Linked DNA regions of Homo sapiens: region 1 is linked to region 2. A link is a loop called in an ENCODE intact Hi-C map of the cell type or tissue named here. Cell type or tissue: heart right ventricle. All regions are shown on one strand.

The links. Peaks named below come from ENCODE experiments on the same cell type or tissue, not always from the same donor. Only the 100,000 strongest peaks of a DNase experiment are listed, where the experiment ranks them.
Region 1: it touches region 2 in a loop (7-fold over the local background); 1 of 110 quality-filtered maps calls a loop at or near these places.

The regions. Positions count from the first base shown.
Region 1 is chr5:112,981,126-112,983,625 of GRCh38, forward strand. The region is part of intron 1 of DCP2 (decapping mRNA 2); the gene reads left to right. Among named protein-coding and RNA genes, the nearest start is that of DCP2, 5.6 kb to the left of the region's middle. RefSeq lists an enhancer at 317-852. In heart right ventricle, no CTCF peak of the experiment used is centred here; no DNase peak of the experiment used is centred here.
Region 2 is chr5:113,249,426-113,251,925 of GRCh38, forward strand. All of the region lies in intron 3 of MCC (MCC regulator of Wnt signaling pathway), which reads right to left. Among named protein-coding and RNA genes, the nearest start is that of TSSK1B, 180 kb to the right of the region's middle. In heart right ventricle, no CTCF peak of the experiment used is centred here; DNase peaks (open chromatin) are centred at 1,076 and 1,355; H3K27ac peaks cover 2,500 bases.

The sequences.
Region 1 (2,500 bases), 270 kb before region 2:
AGCCTCCTGAGTAGCTAGGACTATAGGCATGTACCACCATGCCCAGGTATTAAATACATTTTTTTTTGGTAGAGATGGGATCTTTGCCCAGCCTGGTCTCAAACGTACTTGTAGCCTCAAGCAATCCTCCTGCCTCAACCTCCCAAAGTGTTGAGATTACAGGTGTGAACTACCATGCTGGCCCCTTTGTGACTTTAATATACTTAAAATTATATTTGTTTTACGAACTTACAGTATTTCTTGAGTCTCTGATATGGTGAGATGATTAGTGCCTCATTTTTTCTTGCCCATTCCCTCGGCTTCTATCCAGATTAACTTGAAAAAAATTAGGGTTGATAATATTTATATTCTATTTTGTAAATCTACGTCTGTTATATTTTGTGCTATTTGTTGATTGTAAAAGCTGAACAATAATGATACAGTGTAAATAGATATGTAGTTTTTACAGTAGAGGCAAGTCTTCAGCGGCTAGTTTCTTTTCCATCGGGGCATAGTCAGGAGCCCTTTGTAAGTGTCTTGCAGAATATCTGAATGAATTCTCCGTTCTTATATCCTACAAATTGGTCAAAATGATGGTACCATTTAGTTTTTTCTTTGGGGAAAGAAATATATGCTTTTGTTACTATTGCTTGATTCCTTCTAGCCTTTTTGTTTGTTTGTTTTTGAGACGGAGTCTTGCTCGTTTGCCCAGGCTGGAGGCAATGATGTGGTCTCAGCTCACTGCAACCCGTGTCTCCTGGGTTCAAGCGATTCTCCTGCCTCATCCTCCCGAGTAGCTGGGATTACAGGCACCCTCCACCACACCATTTTTTATATTTTTAGTGGAGACGGGGTTTCACCATGTGTTAGCCAGGCTGGTCTTGAACTCCTGACCTCAGGTGATCCGCCTGCCATGGCCTCCCAAAGTGCTGGGATTACAGGCGGGAGCCACCATGCCAGGCCCCTTCTGGCTATTCTTGAAATCCATTTTTTTGAGGGGAGGGGACAGTTGGCTTTCTGTTCTAACTTTGGTGTTTTTGCTTCACATTTGGACTATGATTCTGTTGTACATGTACTCCTCTCTAATATGTCCAAAGTTTCTAGCTGCTTTTTTCAACCCTTCTCATCCGCTTCCTTATCTTATCCTCAATCATACTTTCGACAGAATCCTTTTTTCCCTTTAGACTGCACTCTTGGGGACCTCCATCCTCCTAATCCAGTCTGGACTCGTTGCTCCTCAGACTTGCCTAGCAACTAGAATACTAGAATTCACTTTCACAACTCTCTGAGATGGTACTTACTCTTTCTTGAATATCATGTTTCATCCTTTCTTGGTTTTCATTCTTGTTTTGCTTGTGCGCATTTTAAGTTAATTTCTTTGAGGGGGTTCATTAGGAAGTAAACTGAGTCCTTTAATGTGTAAAATACCTGTTTCTGTTTTCACACTTAGTTCCCACATGGTCTAGCGTCCACATTTTGAGTACCAGTGTCTAGGTGATATCCTTAATACTACCTTCCACTGCTTCCGTTGGTTATAGTAATAATAGTTTTTTTTCCCCCCGAGGGCTCTTACTTAGTTACTGTACATTTAAAGAAAAATACAGTTGCTCTGAAAAAGGAATACTCTTTTAAATTTCTTTTAGGATAATAATTCCATCTTTCAACCCTCACTCCTGTTTTCTTCTGGTTCCTCAATTATGTTTTCTTCAGCGTCAGTTAAAAAACTTTCTTGTCATGCTTCACATTTTCCTTAGATGGTAGGTGATTTTTGGATGCCTTTTTATATTAATGATGAGACATTTGGGAGGTTTATTCATTAATACGCTTCTCCTTTATGTGAGTAGATAGGGAGCTGGCTCTTACACTTGAGGGTTTTTCATTTTTTAAAATACAGATAAAGCAGACTTTAAAGGATAAAGGTGGTGGTTATCAGTGTTGATTAATCAAGTTGGGCTCAAGGATTTCACAGGTCTTAAATGCCATCACACAGACTGCCATGCCAAGGGCATTCTGAATGCCAATTACAGATTGAAGTTCCTTCAGAAACCAAGATGTTATCAAAAACTGATGAAGTCTGGGTTTCTCTTCAAGTAAGACAAACACATTTCTTACATAGAGAAAATAGACTACTTGGTTCTGAAAGTTAAAACACTACGCTGAATAATTCCCCTCCCCTTCCCCACAAGTCCCTAAGGCAATATTACGGTTGCCTCTGACAGTTAAAATTTCAGCATTTCAACAGAGCGGGCTGAGGAGAACTGGGAAAAATGAAAAGCAAAATTAATGTAATTGATATGGGGGGTATTTTTTTAAAAAAATAGAGACGGGGTCTCACATTGTTGACCAGGCTGAATTTGAACTCCTTGGCTTTAGTAGCTGGAATTTCAGGCATGTACTACCATGCCTGGCAAGGCAGTATAGAAACATAAAGACTCACAGTAGGATTGACTTACGAGACCTTTCAGCACTGAAGGATATGAGTTTCCAAGTATGTATAGTCTATGGAATGACAGTGTAGTGG
Region 2 (2,500 bases):
CAAGCTACATGCTACTCACTGTTTTCCTTCACAGCTTTCTGTGGAGACAAGATTTCCTTTTACGTCTGCCAAACATATGCCCTGTACCTATGTTGTGATCCCATTCATTCCAGCCTCTGCTCAGCTGCTGTTCCATTAGTTAATATTTTCTCTTCTGTGCCTCTTCTCTCCTTTCCTCTTGGCTCACCCCCCAAAAATAAGCAGGTAAATCTGGCTGTCTCTGTATATCTGTGTGTTTGGGGTGTATAAAACTCCACCTGCCACTGTTGGGTTTCAGGGCAGAGAGCAGAGCTAGTCAGAGCAGCATGCTTCATCTCCCTTTCAAACCTGCTCACCCAGGACCAGGGCAGGACAAATGTATCAGACAGACGAAGTTGGCCTTCAGGCCCCCTTATCCACTGCTCCTTACTCTGGTATCACCCTCTACCCCCACGCCTTTGGTTTTACCATCTACTTAACTAATTCTCTGTGACTCTAAGATTTGCCATGTTAATAGCCTCTTCAGACTCCAATGCACAGTTTCCAAGAAGCCAAAAAAGTGGCGGAGGGAAATAAGAAATATAATGCAGTATTTCAGGAACCACCACCAAATAAGAAGAAACATCTGAAAGGAAAAAAAACTTCCTTGGCATGCTGAAACCCAAATGGAAAAGACTGTCTCCCCATAAGGCCAGCTTTGCTTCCCATAGTGTCTGAGGTGTACTGCAAACAGCAGGAGTTGAAGATGGTCAGTGAAGACCCACCAATGACATAAGTCACACAGGGCACTCTGTCATTATCTCAGGGAAGGGGAGGCCAACCATTATGTCTGAGGACAGAGTCACCAAGGAGCATCTTCCTTAGGATTCTCACTCTGTAAAGCAAAGATAATGAGAACAAGTGACTGCTCAAACGTCCAACGTGGGAAAACTGGAAGATTGTTTAGTCCAACCTCCTCAGTTTACACAAGAAGAAAAGGAGATGTAGGAAAAACTTGCTCAAAGGTCACGTAACATGACGCAGGCAGAGCTGGGGTTAGAACCTCTGTTTCTTGAGTCATCATCCCAGTGCAGCCTGCTCCCACAGCACGCTGCCTCCCAACATCTGTTCCTTCACAGAGACATGTGCCTTTATAAATAATTGTTTTTAAAAAGTTACTCAGGTTACCAGACCTTTTCTGTGATCCTGTGTTCTTGTTATTGGAATCCTAACATCAATCACAAAATTATGTCACACGCTTCCTGAGGAGTGCATGGAACTGTTTGTGTAAGTGGTGTGGGGAATTCAGATCAAATATTCAGGGACTCAAAACTGAAGACAAAGACGGCCAATGCTGGAAAACGCATGTGGCTTTTTCTAAGGGGCTGAGTTCCAAGCATGTGTAATTCCACTCCCTCTACTTCCTACATTCTGATGACTGGAAATCTTGGGGTCAGTCCAAGGTCGACCTACACAAAGGGAACTCCCTAGGATAGCCTTAGAAAAACACAGCCCCTGCAACAGGTAAATTTAGGGTACATCATTCCAATAAACTGTCTTGCCTGACAAGGTTCTCTGTAACAGGTCACACAAAGGATTTATACCTTTTCCTTACTGACTTAAGAGGTAGAGAATTTATCCAGAGGGGTTTCTTAAGGTCCTATTTTAACAATACAATCAAAAGTGTTCTATTTGGCCTCACTTTTCCACACATCGTAACTGTTCACAGGAAAATAAAGTCACCCAGTCTTCTGGCTTACAAACCTCAGGCAAATTCTACTTCTCACACCACCACCTTTGCAAATGCCATATGTACTAACTGTATTGTAAGAAATATTTACATCAATCTGGCCAAGCCAAAAGGTATTTTCTTCCATAACTTTAATTAGCACTGTCTGCGTTTTTTTAAGTTGGTATTGCCTACATTTGATTTCAACTGTTAGAATTCATGTTTCCATTTCTCCCATTCATTTGTGCTTGGAAAAGGAATACCACCATAATGTGTACTATGATAAACTTTAAGATACAGACAGCTTTTCTGATAGTTGGAAATCTCTTGCAGTGTGATCTCTATAGCCAGGGTGACAAACACGGGACTAAGGGGCCTGGCAGGTAACTAAATGATTCAGGAGGGCAGCAGTAAGTTCACATATAGATCTGGACTGAGGGATAGGGGCTGTGGCCTCGTGGAGAAGGTACAACCCTTCAAAGCTTCTCATACTTACCCCATTACCACAGTGAGGAAGACTGTTCTAGTTTTGCCAGATCTTCTGACTTCTCAAAAAAGGCGATAAATTCAGAGTTTGGGGAAGTCTCAGTTTTTAAAAATGTTAACTCAAGTTCAAAACAAAACAAAATACTGAGCCCAAACATGCCTATGGGCTGCTGTACTTGGCTGCTGAGTTTCCAGTTTGCTATCTCTCCTCTATAGGAAGTGGGAATGATGCATATTCAACGACGCCTACAAAAATTACTTCAGATTGTTAGTCTCAGAAACCCACTGGTGGCCTGAGGGGACATGCAAAAAGAAGAGGAACAGGAG